Linked DNA regions of Homo sapiens: region 1 is linked to region 2. A link is a loop called in an ENCODE intact Hi-C map of the cell type or tissue named here. Cell type or tissue: dorsolateral prefrontal cortex. All regions are shown on one strand. Links, peaks and the distances in the headings refer to the core of each region. The heading gives the core; the rest is flanking DNA. Region 1 overlaps LOC124905080 (a long non-coding RNA gene). Region 2 overlaps TXNRD2 (thioredoxin reductase 2).

Evidence for each region. Peaks named below come from ENCODE experiments on the same cell type or tissue, not always from the same donor. Only the 100,000 strongest peaks of a DNase experiment are listed, where the experiment ranks them.
Region 1: a loop joins it to region 2, with 4 times the contacts of the local background. A loop is called at or near these places in 13 of 110 quality-filtered maps.

Annotation. Positions count from the first base shown.
Region 1 is chr22:19,863,403-19,874,212 of GRCh38, reverse strand. LOC124905080 (a long non-coding RNA gene) reads right to left here. Exons shown (of 2, transcript XR_007068005.1): 2 at 6,794-7,406. Among named protein-coding and RNA genes, the nearest start is that of RTL10, 14 kb to the right of the region's middle. RefSeq lists an enhancer at 4,600-5,542. In dorsolateral prefrontal cortex, for the core only: no CTCF peak of the experiment used is centred there; a DNase peak (open chromatin) is centred at 4,922; H3K4me3 peaks cover 587 bases; H3K27ac peaks cover 679 bases.
Region 2 is chr22:19,918,550-19,929,359 of GRCh38, reverse strand. TXNRD2 (thioredoxin reductase 2) reads left to right here. Exons shown (of 18, transcript NM_006440.5): 3 at 9,761-9,817; 4 at 10,356-10,500. Among named protein-coding and RNA genes, the nearest start is that of COMT, 18 kb to the left of the region's middle. In dorsolateral prefrontal cortex, for the core only: no CTCF peak of the experiment used is centred there; no DNase peak of the experiment used is centred there.

The DNA of each region.
Region 1 (10,810 bases), core at 202-8,201, 54 kb after region 2:
ACACACCTGCTCTCTGTGACCTCGGCTCTCCCACGCTGTGTGGCCCATTCAGCCGGCCTGCACATCCCCTAGGAGGGACCAAAACATCCACCACACACATCCCAGGCAGCCGTGGGTCCTTGGGCTCCTGCTGCACAGGGGCTCATACCCTCCTGGTAAGTGGTAGGCAGGGGTCCAGCCCAGTTTACAAGCAATGGGTGCTGCAGGTGAAGAGTGGCCACAAAGAGGCCAGCACTGCTGCCCCAGGCCCTCTCAGGGCCGGTGCTGAACTGGCAGGCACCTGGCTGCAGACCAGGCCCAGGGGACCCCGCAGGCACAGGCCATCCCCACACCTCACTACTCTGGTGGGACACTGGCCCAGAGCCCCCACCCAGGCAGCTGCACAGCCAGGGCAGGAACCAGGGCCCAGCAGGGCAATGTGGGCAAAGCGGCCGCTCTCCCGGTCTCCCTTGCCCAGCGTGGGACCGGTGTGCTGGGCCAACAGTGGTTTCGATCCTGCGTCTCCCTGGAGACGGCCCAGGGAGTGCAGGGTGGGGCCAGAGCCGGGTGCTCTCCGCCTGGCCCCGCGGCCGCCGTCCTGCCGCCTTCACATGTTTTTATGGTGCAATAAAAATATGACTTTAATTCCTCAGATTGTTCTGTGTAACCTGCAATTACCCCCGGCGACATCCTCCACACTTCTGCTGTGGCACCGGATCTCGCAAAGACGTGGGAGCAGGAGAAGTGGGCGGGGGGTGCTGCCCAGCGAGGCTGAGTGGCCCCTCTCTGCCACACCCTGCATGGGGCAGTGTCACCCTCTCCTGCCCCCAACACCCCTGAGTGACATTGGGCAGTTCCCCAGGCCCCCTGGGTGGTCCACATGCAGGGGAGGGGACACACAGTTATGGAGGGCTTCGAGGGCCACAGCGGGGCAGCAGGGGAGGGCAGGGCCTGGCAGGGCTCTGAGGAGTGGACAGGGGGTACAGCAGGGGTCATCAGCTCAAGGGGAGGGGTAACTGAGATGCTCAGACTGCAGCCCCCTCCCTGAGCATGCTGCACCCTTGCTTGGCCCTAGCCTCACTTGGCAGCCATCGGGCACCTCGGCCCTGCTCTCCTGGCCGTGAGGTGACCTTAGTGCTGGCTAGGCCCTCAGGCAGGGCTGCCCCTGTGAGAGCAGCAGCGTCAGGTGGGGCTGCAGTTTGGTGGGGCTGCAGTTGAGAGCACCTGTTTCCTGGCCTCGGGTTTGGGCTCCTCCCACAGGGTCTTGGCACATGAGCTCACCTCGGCTGACACCTGCTTGCCTTACCTGGCCCACGGCCACTCCAGCCCCAGTGCAGCAGCTTGGAGGTGCCGCCAGTGCCTGGGCACTGGGCCCTGGTCCCCTCCCCAGGTTGAAGCAGGACCCAGAGGCAGGCCTGAGGCCCCCACCTACCCCTCACACACTGGGCAAGAACTGGAGGTGACCCAAGACCTTTAATGAGGGATGCCCTGAGGTGGCTGGGCAGTGTGCTCATCGGGGCAGGGCCATGAGGCCACACTAACCCCTCCAGGCCCTATTGAGGCTCCAGGTGCCTGGGCCACCTCGGGTTGAGGCTCCATCCTAGTGGCGTCACCGCCCCATGCTCACATCCCTCCCCAAGAGAGCACAGGTTGGCACCTGGCTTCAGTGGGTGGCATGAGAAGCGTGTTGGTGTCTGCGTTGGGCTGGTGGGTGGGGGCCACTCCTGCCTCCCAGAGCTCAGAGCCACCTGAGCCTCCTGGTCTCGGTCCCAGGCTGCTGCCCCACCCCGTGTCCCTCTGGGAGCCACTTCTCCTCCCCAGGGTCCCTGAGTGCCCCTGTCCTGGGCAAGAGATCCTCCCGCCCAGCCTGATGAGACCTGCTGGCCTCTGCCCACCTGCCCTCACTCATCGCCACTTCCCACCCTTGGGCCTAGTCAGGGTCCAGGAGGGTTGGTGTGGGTCATTCATTGCCAGACACGGGGATCCCCACCCTCTGGAGCAGGAAGCAGCAGGGGGTCTACACCCAAGGCCAGCGGGCCAGCATCAGTGGCCAGGGCAGGTGGTGCAGCCCCTACAGGTATTAAGGCCCAGGCACAGGGCGCCCCATCAGGAAGCATCTCCCTCTGAACTGCCTCTCCATCCAGATGGGCCTGGGCCAGGTCTTACTCTTGGGCAGTAGAGGAAGATGCCCTCTCCTGGCCCCAAATGCACAGGCTGTGGACCTCCCAGCCCATGTGGGGGCCTCAGCCCAACTCACATGGGGCGAAGACTAGAATGGGAGTGTGCTGGGGTGGTGTCCCTCTCCACAACCCAGCTACCCCCCACCTGGGACTGCTCTAGCAGGGCCTGGACGTGGGCCCCCATGCCACCAGGGACCCCGCAGCCCATCCACCCAGCACCTTGGCCCCTACTTTTGCCTGCTTGGCCAGGCCAGAGAGCCAGCCAGCTGCTGAGAGAGACTTCCAGATCCCACTCCCTGGGCTTCCATGGAGCCCTAGGCAGCAGCCCCACGCCCGTCCTGGTAGGGCCACTGGCCCACAAGACCCCTCCCATGGGCCCCCAGGCTGCGTCCTTGGGCTAGCCCACCTCTGTCTCCCTGGCCCTCCCCTCCCCAGCCCTCCCAGCGGAAGCCCAGAGCTCAACAGAGCCTGGCACGGGAGCATCCTATGCCCAGCCTGGTCTCCTTCCTCTACCACCATCTTCGAGCTGGGCTCTCTGGCTGGGCACTGCATGGCCCTGCAAGCTGCCTGAGGTTCTTCCTGGACCAGGCAGGGGCATAAAGAGGTACACGCTGGCGTCCTGGCTGCCACCCCGAGCAGAAGGCAGGCAGGGAGGAACTGGCTCCGTGTGCTCCCATGTCCCTCTGCGCCCGGGCTGAGGGGCCTCCCCCCTGTGCTTGGGGCTTCTGGGCTGTGCTCTTCCAGGCAGGATCCAGTGCTCCAGTGCTGTGCAGATCCCAGCTCTGCTGTGCCCCTGCCCAGACCAGGTCCCACGGGGCCGGCTGCAGGGAGCCGAGCTGCTGGTGGGCTAGTGAAGGAAGGAGCTCAGGGTTGGGGGCAGGCGGGCAAGGGCCTGTCCAGCCACAACCTGGAATGTTCAGCTTGGGAAATAGCTGGACAGAAGATTCTTCAACAGGCAAGAGCTGCCACGAGACTGATAACCCAGGAAATGGATGTGATGCAGCCCCGACGGGGTTCTGGGAGGCAGAGTGTGGGAGGGATGGGACCCCGGACACCTGGGCGCTCCTTGGGCCTCACCTGCAGCAGCCCCCTGAGCGTCAGCCACAGGGCCCACCTCCAAGCCCGGCAGGCGTGGCTGGCATCATCGATTTCTGTTCCCAGAATCCACCATGCAGGGTGAAGTTTGGCCAAGAGTTGAGGACTTGCCACAGACACCCTGCGCTCCGTCAGGCGGTGACAGCATCCAGCTCGGGCTGGCACTACGGGTCGTCAGGGAATACAGGCGACAGCAGCCGAGACTGCCTGCACTGGCCAGGAGTGGAGGACGACAACCCACACGGTGCCTACGCCCTGCGGCCAAGTCCATGCACTAAATGCCAGTGATTGCTGCTGTCAACACCCTGGATGGGTCTTCTGGGCAACCCTGGGAGAGAGAGGCAAGACTGTGGGCCCATTTTCCAGATACTGCTCCTTAATCCCTGCACACTTGATCATGGGAACCGTCAGGGCTGCAGCTTCAGACCTGGGCCTGGTGCCCGTGGGCCCTTGGTGCTGTCCTGCAGATGCAGCCGAGCCTCACTCCTGCCGCACCCTGACCACCCTTCTGTCCCTCATCTTCCCCTATGCCTGCTCTCGAGGCGTGGCCTAACTCCCTCAAATCTCCCTGACCTCTGGTCCTGCCGCCAGAGGGTTCTGGAGCCCTGCTTGTCCTGGCCCCCAGCCAATCCTGTGTGCCTATGAGGACAGCGAGGGGGCCGTCTGTGGGGCCCAGCAAAGCATCTTAGGCCCGAGCCTGCCTGATCCCAGCCCTGACATGGTGTACGGTGCTCAGGTTACCCTAATCCCAAAACCCAAGCTGGCGTTCCCAGAGCCTTCCCTTACTTCCCAGTGAGGGGGACAAGCAGAGACTCTTTGGAGACAGAAGAGAACTTCCCCCGCTGTGCCTTTTGGTTGGTAGCTGACTCTCACAGGGGCAGGGCAGAGGGCTGGGCACCCACAGGAGTGAAAATCCAGGCCCAACAAACCCAAGTGTGTTCAGGACATGGAGATGCAAAGCCAGCGGTGCCGGTGAAGCAGGACCGAAGGGCAGGGCAGACCTGGCTCAAGCCTGGCGAGGTCCTGGCCTCTAGGGTTTCGTGGGACAATCATGGGGCCTTGCGGTTCCACAGAATGGAACTTTTCCCCCCTAATTAAAACTGGAATCTTTTTGGCTTATAACTGGTGATCAAATAACACCAAATGCTTGAGAATAAAGTGGAGCCACCGGCAGGAGGTGGTGTGGCCTTGTAACTCAGCAGCTGGGGGTGCAGCCAACTGTGCCCAGCCCTCTACCCTGGCTGCTGGCCTCTGACCCAGCTGGGACTCCCAGGGCCACCCCTATACTAGGCACCCCAGCTTGGGGCGGGAACACCCCACAGGCTCCCTTTTTGTGATTATATAGGCGAGGCCATGCATGCTGAGGACTGCGAAGGACGCTGGTGTCTTCTGCATCATGGTCTCCCTGAAGCAGAGTTAGTTCCTGACCTACAAGGGTCACAATGTGGGACAGAATGTCAGGAGAGTGCAGCACCATCCGGATGTGTTCTCTTCAGGCCTCCTGCTCGATGAGTGAGGAGACCGAAGCCCAGACCCCCCACGGGCCCCCGGGCTGTGCAGTAGCGCACAGGCCTGCCACCACCCTCCCTGCCAAGGCCTCAGCACCGGGTCCCTGCCCATGGGAGAGGCGAGACCTCTGCAAGGATTCAATGGCTCATTGTTCTGCCCGCGGTGGCTGGAATTGGGCCGAGTGATTATAATAATAAAGTCCTAACAGTCCGCCTGTGGTTGGGTTTCCATAGCTTGGGGAGTATTTGATTTTCAAAGCCTCGGTGGGGCGGAGATGCCATATCAATGCAGCAGGCGCTTCCCATCAGCCAGTTCTTTACAGATCAGAGTCTCCCATCCAGTGCCTTACATCTCTGGAAAGGTGCTGTACCTGTCAGCTCCCAGGTGCCCAGGCATGTCAGGGCGGAAGACCGCACCAGGAGGCCCAGACACAGCAGGGATGAGTCCCGCCTTCACCAGCTCAGACAAGCTCTGATCCCACCCCACCCGCGGAGGGCCGCCGTGAGGACCAGACAGCCACCACGGTGGGGGCCCCCAGTGGGTGGGGACACTGCCTTTACTCCTGCCTGGGACTTTCTTCTGCACCCGCCTTGTCTGGCCTCTGTGCCTTTGCCCATGCTGTTCCCTCAGCCCAAAGCTGTGCCTTCCTCTTTCTGCCCTGGCTAATGCCCCCTCATTGGTTAAGATTCAACACACAGGCTCCCCTCCAGGAGTCCTCCCTGTCAGCTGGCAAGATGAGGCACCCGCTTAGGGCTCCCACAGAATGCTGTTTCTTGATTACTCTAAAGCCTGTCTTTCTCTCTTGCCCTGCAGGGGCCTCCCTTCTTCACATTTTTGTCCCCAGCATGGTACCTGCCACATAGTAGGTGCTCAAAGCATGGCTGTAAAGCATGGCATGAAGGCTTTATGCTATGTTTTCTGTTTTTAAGTGTCCATGGTTGACAGGGCGCAGTGGCTCACTCTTGAAAGCTACTCAGGAGGCTGAGGTGGGAGGAACACTTGAACCCAGGAGTTCGAGGCTGCAGTGAGCTATGATCACACCACTGCATGCATGACCTCCAGCCTGGGCAACACAGGGAGACCCCATCTCAAAGAAAAAAGAAAGGAAAATTCTAGGACAAAAAGTAAAGGTAAAAATAACAAGTGAAAATTGGACATTTAACTGGATGGACTGTATTCTTAAGAAGAGATTGGAGATGGCAGAAGTAAGGGTCAATGAACTTGAAGAGAGATTTTTAAAAAGTTCTCCAATCAAAAGTATAGAGAGTAACAAGATTAAAAAGAACAATGAAAAAACAGCCTTAGGGACCTGAGCGACAATATTAAAACAACTCACATCCTGATGTCTCAGGAGAGGAGAGAGAATGAGGCAGGAAAAAAAAACTGAAGAAACAATGACCTAAAGTTTCATGAATTTGTTGACAAACATCAAAGAATCACAGCAAACTCCAAGCAATATAAGGATAAAGAAACACAGCCAGGCCTATCACAGTCAAACTCTTGGACACCCCAAGATTAAGAGAAAACCTTGAAAGCAGCCGGGACATGTTGTACACGCCTGGCAACTTCCCATCAGAAAAAAGTGTATGGGCAGAAAGAAGAAAAAGCCAACTCCGGGCCAGGCACAGTGGCTCACACCTGTAATCCCAGCCCTCTGGGAGGCCGAGGTGGGCGGATCGCTTGAGGTCAGGAGTTTGAGACCAGCCTGGCCAACATGGTGAAACCCCGTCTTAAAAAAAAAAAAAAAAAAAAAAAAGAAGGCAACTCCAAGATCTATGTGCAGTGAACTACTTTTCAAACCCTAAACAGACATAAAGGCATTTCAGATAAAGTCAGCCAAGATCACTCCTTACCAGCAGACCTGCACTACAAAAACTGCAGTAAAAAGTTCTGCAGGCAGAAGGGAAATTTTCCCAGATGGAAACTTAGATGGACAGACCGAAATGAAGGGTACAGGAAGTGGGAATATACAGGTAAAGAAAAATACCGTATTTTTCCTTCTCTTATTTTCTTTAAACAATACTGATTACTTAAGAATTATAACAATGTATATTTGGGTTTATATTAATGAAAAACATATGACAGCAATAGCAAAAACATGGTTGCCAATGGAATTAATTATACAGATGCAAGGTTCTTACACTTAATGGGAAGTAGTACATATAAGGTGTAGGTAGTAAGTAGGTTATAATAAAGATATACAGTAAGTAGGTTATAATAAAGATGTACAATGTAAACTTCTAGAGCAACCACTAAAATACAAAGAGGTACATCTAAAAAGCCAGTATCAGGAGCTGTTTTTTTTTTCTTTTTTGTTTTTTTTGGTAAGTGGTGGTCCATTGTATAGATACGCCAATTTTGTTTATCCACTCACCTACTGGTGGGTTGTTTTTGGCTATTACAAATGAAGCTACAATGAATGTTAATGTAAAACTTTCTGTGTAGACATACATTTTCAGTTCTCTTGGATGAACATCTACGAGTGAAATGGCTAGGTCATAGGTAGGTATATGTTTAACACAAGAATGACAAATACTTTTTCCAAGATGATTATACCAGAGTCCCACCATCATTCTTCACATACGTTTCACACTTCATATTCTTTTCAGTTGCACATGGAACTTTCACCAAGTAGACCATACACTAGGACATAACAACAATAATAAATATCAATCATAAAAAGATAGCTTGGCAATGCTCCCAACTGGGAAATTATACAACACATTCTAAATAACTTAAGAATCAAAGACGAACTCATAAGAGAAATTGGAAAATATTTTGAATTAAATGACAATGAAAAAATAACACATCAATATTTCTAGAACGTAGCTAAGGCAGTGGTTGGAGGGAAATTTATAGCTTTAAATACTTATGTTAAAAAAGAAGAAAGGTTTACAATCTATGCCCTAAGCAACCTCCTTAAGAAACCAGAAAAAGGGCCGGGCGCAGTGGCTCATGCCTATAATTCCAGGACTTTGGGAGGCCGAGGCAGGCAGATCACAAGGTCAGGAGATCGAGACCATCCTGACTAACACGGTGAAACCCCATCTCTACTAAAAATACAGAAAAAATTAGCTGGGCGTGGTGGTGGTGCCTGTAGTCCCAGCTACTTGGGAGGCTGAGGCAGGAGAATGGCATGAACCCCGGAGGCAGAGCTTGCAGTGAGCCGAGAATGCGCCACTGCACTCCAGCCGGGGCGACAGAGTGAGACTCTGTCTCAAAAAAAAAAAAAAAAAAAAACACAAAACACAAAAAACAGAAAAAGAAGTTCAAATTAAAACCAAAGTAAATAGAAGGATGGAAATAAACATAAAAGTGGAAATCAATAAAATAGGAAACAAATAATGGAGAAAACCAGTAAGGTAAAATGTTGGTTATTTGAAAATAAAAAGCCATAAAATTACCTATATCAAAGATGAAAGAGGAAATACTGCTACAGAGACTACTGGCATTAAAAGGAGAATAAATCAATATGAACAAATTTAGTTCACTAAATTTGAAAATTTAGATGAACTAGACAGATTCCTTAATTTACACAAGAAGCAGCAGAAAATATGAGTAGCTCTATATCTATTAAAATAATTAAATTCTATCCCATAAAGAAAACTCCAGGCCCAGATGGTTTCATTGGTTAATTTGATCAAACATTTAAGGAAGAGATAATGCCAATATTACACCAATTATTTAGGAAAATAGAGAAGGGAGAAGCACCTCCAAACTCATTTTATGAGGCCAGCATCATCCCTCAAGAATACAGACGCAAAAGTCCTTAACAAAATGTGAACAAATTGTACTTAGCAACACGTACAAAGCATTCATTATGACCACATGGAATTTATCCCAGGAATGCAAGACAATTTCACAGCCAACATTTAATCAACGTAATTTATCACATTAACAGAATGACAAAGAATAATACCGTGATCATATCAACAGAGAAAGAGCATTTGACCGAATTCAACACCCATTTACGAAAAAATAAAACTCTCTAGGAACTAAAATGAAAAGGAAACTCACTCAACCTGATAAAAAGGCATTTAGGAGAAACATCTACAGCTTACGCTGTACTTAATTGTGAAAGACCAAACGCTTTCTTAAAATCAGGAACACGTCAAGGACGCCCACTCACACCACTTTCACTGAACATTGTCACTGACGGACCTGGCCACTGACATAGGCAAAAAAATCCTGTATAGATATGTATGCATATGTGTACACATCATATGTACATTATAGGTAAATCAATATGCAAATGTCATATACAAATGAACATATATATATGAAAGAAAAGCGCAATTGTTTTTAATTGTAGATGACACGATCATGGACATGGAAACTCCTAAGGAATCTATAAGACAACTACTAGACCTAATACGTGAATTTAGCAGGAACTCAAGGGAAAATGTCAAATCTACTTTTATATATTAGCTATGAACAACCAGAAAGTGAAATTTAAAACAATTTAAATGGACAAATAATGACACATACCCATGGGGTACATAGTGATGTTTCAATACATACAATGTGTGGTGATTAGATGCCGGTCAACTAGCTTATCCATCATCTCTAGCGCTTATCATTTCTTTGCGTTAGGGAACATTTGCTATCCTCCTCCTAGCTATTTGAAACTATACATTTTTGTTAACTGCAGTCATCCTACAGTGGTGTAGAACACTAGAATGTATTCCTCCCATCTAGCTGGAATTTTGTATCCTTCAACACGTCTCTCTCTCTCCCTCCCTTCCCCCAGCTCTAATAGCCTCTGTTTTACTTTTGACTAATGTGAGATCATTTTTTTTACCTTCCACATATGAGTGAGGACATGTGGTGGTTAAAAGTACCATTTACAGTAGCATCAAAAAACATAAAATGTGTAGGGATAAATTTAATAAAACATGCCCAAACCTATGCACTGCAAACTATAAACATTCCTGAAAGAAATTAATGAAGACCTAAGGTCGGGCACGGTGGCTCATGCCTGTAATCCCAGCACTTCGGGAGGCCGAGACAAGCAGATCACTTGAGTCCAGGAGTTCAAGACCAGCCTGGACAACATGGTAAGACCCATCTCTATTAAAAATACAAAAATTAGCCAGGCATGGTGACACATGCCTGTAGTCCCAGCTACTTGGGAGGCTGAGGCAGGAGGATCGTTTGAGCCTGTGAAGTGGAGGTTGCAGTAAGCCGAGATTGTGCTACTGCACTCCGGCCTGGGCAACAGAGTGAGACCCTGTCTCAAAAAAAAAAAAAAAGAAAAAAGAAAAGAAATTAATGAAGACCTAAATCAATGAAGAGATGTAATCTGTTCAAGGATTGAAAGATGAGATATTTTTAAGATGTTCTATGTCCCCAAATTTATAGATTCAACAAAATCTTAATCAAAATCCCATGAGCAATTGTCAGGCTGATTATTTTTATAGAAATTCACAGATTGATTACAAAGTTTACATGTATGTGCAGAAGAACTAGAATGGCCAAAACAATTTTGAAAAAGGAAAACAGAGTTGGAGGACTTACACTATCTAATTTCAAGTGTTACTATAAAGCTATCATTTTGTTTATAGAGACAGAGTCTTGCTATGTTGCCCAGGATGGTCTCAAATTCCTGGCCTTAAGTGATTCTCCCACCTTGGCCTCCCAAAGATTACAGTCGTGAGCATTGTGCCTGGCCAGCTACAATAATGAATACGGTATGCTTTGGGCCTGAGGACAAAAATCAGTGGAACACAATAGGGGTCCGGAAGTAGATCCGCACAAATGTAGTACCTGGATTTTAACAAGAGTGCCAAGGTGATTCAATGGAGAAGACGACAGTCCTTTTAATTAATGGTGCTAAAACAATGGGATGTCCATAAGGAGAAAACAAACTTTGACTCACATCACACATGAAAATCAATGCAAAATACACCACAGACCTGCATGTAGAAGTGAAAATAATAGAACTTCCAAAACTAAACAGAAGAAAACCTTCATAACGTTCAGGTAGCAAAGCTTCTTAGGGCACAAAAAGCACAGGCATCCAAATGTAAAAGTTTTGCTCTTCAAAA
Region 2 (10,810 bases), core at 1,006-9,005:
TGTATATGGCCTAATTTTTTTTTTTTTTTTTTTGAGATGGAGTCTCGCTCTGTTGCCCAGGCTGGAGTGCAGTGGTGTGATCTCAGCTCACTGCAACCTCTGCCTCCCGGGTTCACGCCATTCTCCTGTCTCAGCCTCCCGAGTAGCTGGGACTACAGGCGCCCACCACCACGCCCGGCTAATTTTTTTTATTTTTAGTAGAGACGGGGTTTCACTGTGTTAACCAGGATGGTCTCAATCTCCTGACCTCATGATCCACCCACCTCGGCCTCCCAAAGTGCTGGGATTACAGGCGTGAGCCACCGCGCCCGGCCTATGGCCTCATTTTAACTTAACTACCTCTTTTTTTTTTTTGCAAGCGAGTCTTGCTTTGTCACCCAGGCTGGAGTGCAGTGGTGAGATCTTGGCTCACTGCAACCTGTGCCTTCTGGGTTCAAGCGATTCTCCTGCCACAGCCTCCTGAGTAGCTAGGATTACAGGCGCCTGCCACCACACCTGGCTAATTTTTGTATTTTAGTAGAGACGGGGTTTCACCATGTTTGTCAAGCTGGTCTCGAACTTCTGGCCTCAAGGGATCCGCCTGCCTCGGCCTCCCAAAGTTCTGGGATTACAGGCATGAGTCACCGTGTCCAGCCAACTTAATTACCTTTTTGAAGACCCTATCTCTAAATACAGTCACATTCTGAAGTGCTAGGGTTTAGGGCTTCCACATAGGGATTTTGAGGGGATATGGCTCAGCCCATAACACCCCAACATTTTCTGAAACCTTGGCAGTTCCTTCCGGCTTCCCCCACTTCTGCATCCTAGGCAACCAGGCATGTGCTGTCTGTCACTATAGTTTGCATTTTCTATAATTGCGTATAAACGGAATGCTGCTGTATGTCATCTTCCTCTTCTGGCTTCTTTCACTCAGGGTAATGACCTTGAGACTCATCTTCGTTGGCGCGAGTGTCGATGGTTTCTTGCTTTTCATTGCTGAGTAGTGTTCTGTTTATGGCTGTGCCGTTTCGTGTACGTGTTCCCCTGTAGCTGGACACTTGAATTGTTTCCACCTTTTGGCCATTGTGGACAGTATTGCTGTGAACGTCTGTCTGTGTGTTTGTGTGGATATATGTTTTAAATTATTTTGGGTAAGTGCCTAAAAATGGACCAACTGGATCGTGTGGTATATCTCTTATTTAGGTATTTTTTCATTTCTTTTAGCAGCATTTTGTAGTTTCTTTTTTACTCAAGTTTTTTTTTTTTATTAAAAAAAAGAAAGATGAGGGTCTCTCTGTGTTGCCCAGGCTGGTCTCAAAATCCTGGGCTCAAATGATCCTCCCACCTTGGCCTCCCAAAACGTTGGGATTACAGGAATGAGCCACGGTGCCTGGCCTGTGGTTTTCAATGTCTACGTCTTTCACATATTTTATCAGATACATCCCTAAGTGTTTCATATTTTTAGAATAGTTTTATTGAGATATACCTCACATTACGTATGCATTTGTCCCTTGGTACCCGAGGACGACTGGGTTCAGGAACTCCCGCTGTTAGCAGAATCCATGGACACTGAAATTTGTGCATACTGGAGTCAGGCAGTTGGCCCTGAAGCACCCACAGATACAGAGTCAGCCCTCTGTATATATAGTTTTGCATCCTATGAATACTGTTTTTTTCTTTTTCTTTCTTTTCTTTCTTTCTTTCTTTTCTTTTTTTTTTTTTTTTTTTTGAGACAAGGTCTCATGTGTTGCCCAGGCTGCAGTAAATGGTGCAATCTCGGCTCACTGCAACCTCCACCTCCCGGGTTCAAGCGATTTTCCCACCTCAGCCTCCCGAGTGGCTGGGACCACAGGCGCCACCATGCCCAGCTACTTTTTGTATTTTTTTGGTGGAGAAGGTGGGTTTCGCTATGTTGCCCAGGCTGGTGTTGAATTCCTGAGCTCAAGTGATCCGTCTGCCTCAGCCTCCCAAAGTGCTGGATTACAGGCATGAGCCACCATGTCCAGTGGAGTACTGTATTTCCAATCCGAGTTTGGTTACAGATTTGGAACTTGCTGATATGGAGAGATAATATATATATTTTTTTGAGACCGAGTTTCGCTCTTGTCACCCAGGCTGGAGTGCAATGGCACAATCTCAGCTCACTGCACTCTCCACCTCCTGGATTCAAGCAGTTCTCTTGCCTCAGCCTCCCGAGTAGCTGGGATTACAGGTGCCTGCCACCACGCCCAGCTAATTTTTGTATTTTTAGTAGAGACGGGGTTTCACCATGTTGGCCAGGCTGGTCTCGAACTCCTGACCTCAGGTGATCCGCCCACCTTGGCCTTCCAAAGTGTTGGGATTACAGGTGGGAGCCACTGTGCCCGGTCAAGGGATTATATTTATTGAAAAAAAATCCATGTATGAGTGGACCTGTGCAGTTCAAACCTGTGTTATTCAAGAACATTTTAGTTTCTCCCCAAAATACCCTGTACCCATTGGCAGTCAGTCTCTTCCCCCCTCTCCCCAGCCCCTGGCAACCACTAATCTACTTCCTATATCCGTGGATGTGTCTGTTCTGGACATTTCAGCTGTTTTTTGGTTGGTTGGTTGTTTGTTTTCAGACAGGGTCTGACTCTGTTGCCCAGGCTGGGGTGCAGTGGCACCATCTCGGCTCACTGCAACCTCGGCCTCTCGGGCTCAAGCAATTCTCCCACCTCAGCCTCCCGAGTAGCTGGGATTACAGGTGTGCACCACCACATCCAGCTAATTTTTTGTATTTTTAGTAGAGACGGGGTTTCACCATACTGGCCAGGCTGGTCTTGAACTCTTGACCTCTCAAGTGTTCCACCCACCTTGGCCTCCCAAAGGGTTGGGATTAACAGGTGTGAGCCGCCGTTGTTTTGTTTTTTGAGATGGAGTCTCGCTCTGTCACCCTGACTGGAGTGCAGTGGTGTGATCTTGGCTCACTGCAACCTGTGCCTCCTGGGCTCAAATGATTCTCCTGCCTCAGCCTCCCAAGTAGCTGGGACCACAGGCACACACCACTATACCCGACTAATTTTTGTACTTTTAGTAGAGATGGGGTTTCACCATGTTGGCCAGGCTGGTCTTGAACTCTTGACCTCAGGTGATCCGCCCACCTCGGCCTCCCAGAGTGCCGGTATTACAGGCATGAGCCACCGTGCCTGGCCTCTTCGCATTTTCTTTTTCTTTTTCTTTCTTTTTTTTTTTTTTTGAGACGGAGTTTCGCTCTTGTTGCCCAGGCTGGAGTACCATGGCACAATCTCGGCTCACCGCAACCTCCGCCTCCCAGGTTCAAGCAATTCTCCTGCCTCAGCCTCCTGAGTAGCTGGGATTACAGGCATGCACCACCACGCCTGGCTAATTTTGTATTTTTAGTAGAGAAAGGGTTTCTCCATGTTGAGGCTGGTCTTGAACTCCTGACCTCAGGTGATCCACCCGCCTCGGCCTCCCAAAGTGCTGGGATTACAGGCGTGAGCCACCATGCCCGGCCCTGCACTTTCTTGATGGTATCCTTTGTGCCACAAAAGTTTTAAATTTTGGTGAAGTCCTAATTTATCTATTTTTTTCCTTTGTTGCTTATGATTTTGGTATCATAGCTAAGAAATCCAAGATCACAAAGATTTACACCTGTGTTTTCTTCTAAGCATTTTATAGTTCAAGCTCTTACAGTTAGGTCTTTGATTTATTTTGAGTTGCTTTAGGGTTTATGGCATGTACCTTAACTTGCCAGTCTACCCTTAAAAAAGCATACATCTATTCCACCCCTCCTAACCTTCATTCTATGTTATTATATCATGTGTTTACTGTTACATGTTATAAATCCATGATACATCATTATTATTTTTGTTTAAAATATACTTAAATCGTGTGAGAAAATCTCACATACTCACCCATTGTATTTCTGTGCTCTTCATTCCTTTGTGAGGATCCACATTTCCATCTGGTATTTTTCTTCTACCTTAAGGGCATCCTTTAGCATTTCTTGTAATATGGCTCTGGGGGTAATGAATTCTCTCAGCTTTTGTATGTCTGAAAACGTCTTTATTTTGCCTTCTTTTTTGTTGTTGTTGTTTTGTTTTGTTTTGTTTTTTGAGATGGAGTCTTGCTCTGTCGCCCAGGCTGGAGTGCAGTGGTGCGATCTCAGCTCACTGCAAGCTCTGCCTCCCGGGTTTGCGCCATTCTCCTGCCTCAGCCTCCTGAGTAGCTGGGACTACAGGCGCATGCCACCATGCCCGTCTAATTTTTTGTGATTTTAGTAGAAACGGGGCTTCGCCGTGTTAGCCAGGATGGTCTCGATCTCCTGACCTTGTGATCCGCCCCCCTTGGCCTCCCAAAGTGCTGGGATTACAGGCGTGAGCCACCATGCCTGGCCCCCCGCTTTTTTTTTTTTTTTCAGTACTTTAAAAATTTTGCCCCTCTGACTTCTGGCTTGCATTGTTTCCAGTGAGAAATCTGCTACTATTTTTATCTTAGTGTCTCTGTAGTGTGTCTTGGTTGCTTTTAGGATTTTCTCTTTTCATTGGCCTTGAGTCCCTCCTTCTTCCCCTCACATGTGGGGACTTTTAATTCCATGTATATTAGGCTGCATGAAGCTTCCCCACAACCTACTGATGCTCTTTTCATTAGAAACATTTCTTACTCTGCGTTTCATTTTGGATAGTTTCTATTCCTATGTTTTCAAACCCACCAATAAAAGATTCTGCAACATCTGACCTGCCATTAATCCCGTCCAGTGTATTTTTCATCTCCTGTATTGTAGTTTTCATCTCTACAATCCAGCTTGAGCCTTTGGTTATATCTTCCATGTTGCTCCTGCACTGTTTGAACATGCAGAATGGCTAGTGGGGCAGTGAGCTGAGGAGAAGGGACAGAGGGGAAGCTCAGCTGTTGGGTCTACGGGTATGATGGAGACCATGCAGCTGAAAGTAAACCGTCACCCCTTCTGCTTCAGTGTGAAAGGCCAGGTGAAGATGCTGCAGCTGATGAGGCTGGGCCTTAGGGTGCGGGGGGTGGTGGAATCTGCTTGTGGGCGGGAGATGTGGCTATGTGGCTATAAAGGATGAAGATGAACGCCCTGTTTGCTTTTCAGCCTCGCTTGGATCAAGGTTAAAAGGCCGGTTGTGGCCTTCTTGGTGGAAGAAAGAGAGAGATAAGGCACTGTCCTCCCCTTCGGAGGGTCTGGGGATACACTAATCCATCAAAACCACTGAGGGCTGGGCGTTGGTGTGTGCCTGTGGTCCCAGCACTTTGGGAGGCTGAGCTGGGAGGATTGCTTGAGCCCAGGAGGTCAAGGCGTAAGCAAGCTGTGATCGCACCGCTGCACACCAGTGCCTGGGCAACAAAGTGAGACTCTGTCTCTTTAAAAGAAAAAAGAAAAAAAAGCCTTTTTTTAAATTAAAAAAAAAATCAAGTCTACCTGAATGGCCTGCAGTTGGACCCACAAACCAGGTACCCAAGTTACCAGGCAAGGCAGCTGCAGTTGTACCAGTCAGAAGTCCACAAGATTTGAAAAAAAAAAAAAAAAAAAAAAGCCTCAGGGGTTTCAGTGAATGCTGTGTTAACTTTTTTTTTTGAGACATAGTTTCACTCTTGTTGCCCAGGCTTGAGTGCAGTGGTGCCATCTCGGCTCACTGCAACCTCTGCCTCCCGGGTTCAAGCAGTTCTTCTGCCTCAGCCTCCCGAGTAGCTGGGATTACAGGCGCCCACCACCACACCTGGCTAATTTTGTATTTTTAGTAGAGACGAGCTTTCACTACTGGTCGTGAAACTACAGTTGGTCAGGCTGGTCTCGAACTCCTGACCTCAGGTGATCTGCCCGCCTCGGCCTCCCAAAATGCTGGGATTACAGGCGTCAGTTACCACGCCCAGTCTGCTTGTTAACTTCTATAAGTCAGATGTTTGATGTGACCGAGTTCAAGGCTGATACAGCCCAGAGCCAGGACAGGTCGAGAGCTGCCCATTTTTAGGGCCTCAGACTTCCTACTGGGAGCATCGCAGCCCCTTCTGAACAGAGGTTTGGAGAAGGTGGGTCATTTGGAGAGAAGTGACCTAAACTATCCTAGTTGAAGGAATCTATCCTTGAAAGTCATCATTGAAGGAATTCAAAAAGAGAAAACTTAAGGGAAAGGAAAAAAATAGTTTTAAATTTTAAAGAGTGGGCATGTGGGAGAGGGGGTGGAGATAGTTAAGAGTTATAGGAAAACATTTCCAATTAATATGAGGAGAAATTTTATATTGGGAGAGTTCCCAAAATTAAATGGCCACTTGGGAAGGCAATACATTCCCAGACAAAGGCACCAGGCATAGGTGAACACTTGGTGAGGATGTTATGAAGGAGACTCAAACTTCAGGTAAGCAGGTAGAACAAATTGCATATAATATCCTTCCTGGCCGGGCATGGTGGCTCACGCCTGTAATCCCAGCACTTTGGGAGGCCGAGGTGGGCGGATCATGAGATCAGGAGTTTAAGACCAGCCTGACCAACATGGTGAAACCCCATCTCTACTAAAAATACAAAAAAATTGGCCGGGCATGGTGGTGCGCACCTGTAATCCCAGCTATTCAGGAGGCTTAGGCAGGAGAATCGCTTGAACCCAGGAGGTGGAGGTTGCAGTGAGCCAAGATCACGCCACTGCACTCCAGCCTGGGTGACAGAGCTAGACTCCATCTCAAAAAAAGAGAAAAAAAGATCCTTCCCACACCAAAAGTCTGTAGCTGTGAAAAGTAGCTACCATATAGTGCAAGTTGAGATGCATAAGAGGTTTATAAAACCACCCTGGAGTCGAAGGAGAGAGAACTTTTGGTAGGGAGTAAGTAGGTAAAAAGGGACCCAAAGGTCTGGGATCTTGAACACTGAAGGAGGAACAGTGTTCTGTGAGAAAGGTTTGTTTTTAACATGTTAATTTCTTCAACAAACCATTTGAATACTTAATGTGGTCCAAGCTCTGGGCCAGGACCCGGAACAACAAAGACAAACCAGGACCAAAGCCCCTGACTGACGGAGTTCTGCAGTTTAGTTACCGAGACAGACACATGAACAGATAGTTCATCATATGTGATAAGGTGGAGTTAGGGCACACAAGTGAGGCATCTAAGCAAGGAAATAAAAATAAAAAAGTATGGAATAGTTAGAATACCTGTTTTATTGATCTTTTCTGCTAATTCTGACATCTGTGTCTGTTCCAAGTCAGTCTCCATTGACTGATTTTTTTTTGTCCCCTTTATAGGTGTATTTTCCTGCTTCTTTGTGTGACTGGTAATTTTTGGTTGAATGCCAGACACTTGAATTTACCTTGTTGGGTTCTGGGCATTTTTGTATTTCTAGAAATACTATTATTGAGCTCTGTTCTGGGATGCAGTTATTAAGAGTCAGTTTGATCCTTTTGGGTCTTCTGCAAAAGATTTGTTAGGTGGGTATGGAGCAGTGCCCAGTCTAGGGCTAATGATTCTCAACTACTGGGGCATGACCCAACGCCCCAGGAATTATATGCTTTTCCCAGTCCAGATTCTGGGAACAGGCACTGTCCCCTGCCCTGTGTGGGCTCTGTCCCCTCCAGTCCTTCCAGGTGGTTCTGTCTGGTCTCAGGTAGTTTCCCAAGACACATGCGCCGATCAGATCTCTCAGATTCTCTGGGCAGCCCCCTCCTCACTGTCTTCTGTGCATGACCTCTGGCTGCCTCAGTCTCCCCCAGTTCTCAGCCCTCTCCTGTGCTGGATTCTCCCCATCTTCCCCAGCCTGCAGTGCTGGGTCCTGGAGACTCCCCAGGGCTCACCATGTTTGTTTCCTCTCTCTCAGGTCCTTTGTTACCTGACATGGAGTACCTGAAAGCCCGTTGTTTCATGCATTTTACCTGGGTTTTGGGTTGCTTCAGGGGGAGGGTAAATCTGGGCCCTGCTGCTCCATCGTGGTCAGATGTGGGAGTTACACACTGGCACACTGGCTTTTTTTTTTTTTTTTTTTGAGACAGGGTCTTGCTCTGTCACCTAGGCTGGAGTGCAGTGGCACAATCTTGACTCACTGCATCCTCCACCTGCTAAGCTCAAGCCATCCCCCCACCTTAGCCTCCCGAGCAGCTGGGACCACAGGCGCATGCCACCACACCCAGCTAATTTTTGTATTTTTTGTAGAGACAGGGTTTTGCTATATTGCCCAGGCTGGTCTCAAACTCCTGGGCTCAAGCAATCTGCCTGCTGCGGCCTCCCAAAGTGTTGAGATTATAGGCGTGAGCCACTGTGCCTTGTGGACATTAGCTTTTTTTTTTTTTTTTTGAGACAGAGTCTCGCTCTGTCACCCAGTCTGGAGTACAGTGGCACAATCTCGGCTCACTGCAAGCTCCGCTTCCTGGGTTCACACCGTTCTCCCGCCTCAGCCTCCCGAGTAACTGGGACTATAGGCACCTGCCACCACGCCCAACTAATTTTGTTTTTGTATTTTTTAGTAGAGACAGGGTTTCACCGTGTTAGCCAGGATGTTCTCGATCTCCTGCCCTCGTGATCTGCCCACCTTGGCCTCCCAAAGTGCTGGGATTACAGGCATGAGCCGCTGCACCCAGCCAAGCAAAATGGATTTTAAAAATGAACTCTTACAAAACTTTGTTCTAATCTTGCTTTCTAATAGCCACGAATCAAACACTTTCCTTGGCATTTTAGGGTTCATGAGATTTGTGTGTGCCTTGGGAGGCAGTCAAGTCCAAGGCCTGAAGTTTGCTGATGCAGTGCCCAAGCCCGGGCAAATGGAAGCTTGAAATTAGCCCTAGCTAATGTTTTTTTTTTTTTTTCTTTCTTTCTTTTTTGAGACAGAGTCTTGCTCTGTCGCCCAGGCTGGAGTACAGTGGTGTGATCTCTGCTCACTGCAGCCTCTGCCTCTTGGGCTCAAACGATTCTCTTGCCTCAGCCTCCCGGGTAGCTGGGGCTACAGGCTTGCACCACCACACCTGGCCAATTTTTTAATTTTTATTTTTAGTGGAGACACGTTTTACCATGTTGGCCAGGCTGGTCTTGAACTCCTGACCACAAGTGATACACCTTCCTCAGCCTCCCAAAGTGCTGGGATAACAGGTGTGAGCCACCATGCCCGGTCCTGGCTAATGGTTTCTGAGTTGGCCCCAGAACCTGTGGCCCTGGGTGGCCACACTGCTGGCTGGGAGGGCAACTGGGTGGCTCTGCAGCGGGAAGTGTGGTTTGGAGTCAGGTCTCGGCTCCTGCTCTGGGGCTGGTCCACCCTGGGGCTGCTGCGTCACTTCTCCTGAGCTTTGGTGTCCTGGTCCTGAGAGTGAGGCAGCGAATGCCCACCTAGGGGGCTCTGGCTGGGATGGGAAGGGGCAAGGGAGAGCCTCTGAGTCAGGAGCCATTCCCGGTGAGTGGCTACCTGGGGGATGCCACCCAGGGATGCTTGGGTGGGCACTGGGCTTATGGTGAACGTGAACATGCAGGGGCAGGTGGGGCTGATGCCAGCACTGTGAGGGGTGGATGGTACAAAGGCTGCGGGCCCTGAGAGGTCTGAGGGCTCCTGCCTGTGGGCAGCGCAGCTGGGTGGGCAGTGCCAGAAAGAGACTGGAAGACTCAATGCAGAGCCAGCAGGCAGCGCAGCTCAGCAGGCCAGAGCGCAGAGGCAGATCAGGGGTCCCTAGCATTGCGCAGCTCAGCCACTGTGTGGGCAGCCGCAGGCCCAGGCCCTGCCCACACTCTTCTGGACCTCACAAGCCCTGAGGAGTGCCTGTTCTTGAGTCCTGAGCCAGCTCCCCATGCTCACCTGCTGCTCTCCTTATCCTTCCAGCCGCCCAGCTGGGAAGGAAGGTGGCCGTGGTGGACTACGTGGAACCTTCTCCCCAAGGTAGGCAGCACCCTATGGGAGCCGGGTGTCCTGGGGAAGGAGGTGGGAGGTGGGCCCAGTTCCTGTACAGAGGGCAGCTGACACCAAAGTCCTTCAGCCCTGCTGTCCATGGTTTCTGGACAGTGTCCTGTTTCACTCATCATTACTTTAAAGTTCTTGACCATTATCGAAAACAACTCTGGCCAGGTGCAGTTGCTCACGCCTGTACTCACAGCACTTTGGGAAGCCAAGGCAGGCCTTGATCACTTGAGCCCAGGAGTTCGAGGCTATAGTGAGCTATGATTGCACTACTGCACTCCAGCCTGGGTAACAAGAGCAAAACTCCATCTCAAATAAATAAATTAATAAATATTAAAAAGTAAAAACAACTGTTTTTATTTTCGAGTACAGTTATAGAGAGCAGATTCGTGTGGCATGTCAGCTGGTCTGTGTTAGAGTTACAAAGCAACTTTAAGGAATTCCAAACACTCTAGAAGAACAGGGAAGCCTCCAGCAGTCACCTGAACATAAATTCAAATGTGCTCTTCCCACGTCCCAGGCACCCGGTGGGGCCTCGGCGGCACCTGCGTCAACGTGGGCTGCATCCCCAAGAAGCTGATGCACCAGGCGGCACTGCTGGGAGGCCTGATCCAAGATGCCCCCAACTATGGCTGGGAGGTGGCCCAGCCCGTGCCGCATGACTGGTAAGGATCTGGCGCCGTGGCATTCCAGTGCTTTTCTTCTACTCTTGGGTGGAAGAGGAAGAGGAGGCTTATCCTCGATGAGCCCTCATGGGGAGTGGGCCGTAGGATGGGTTTCTCAGCCAGGGGCGACTCTGCGCTGTCTGCCTCAGACATTTGGGAATGTCTGGAGACAGTTTTGGTTGTCACTGGGGAAGGGTTTGCTCCCCTTTGCGGGGAGCCCAGGGATGCTACAGCCATGCACAGCACAGCCCCACCAAGAACAGTGCATCTCCAAGGCCAGGAGTGCGGGTGGGAGGCCGCTTCAGCTGAG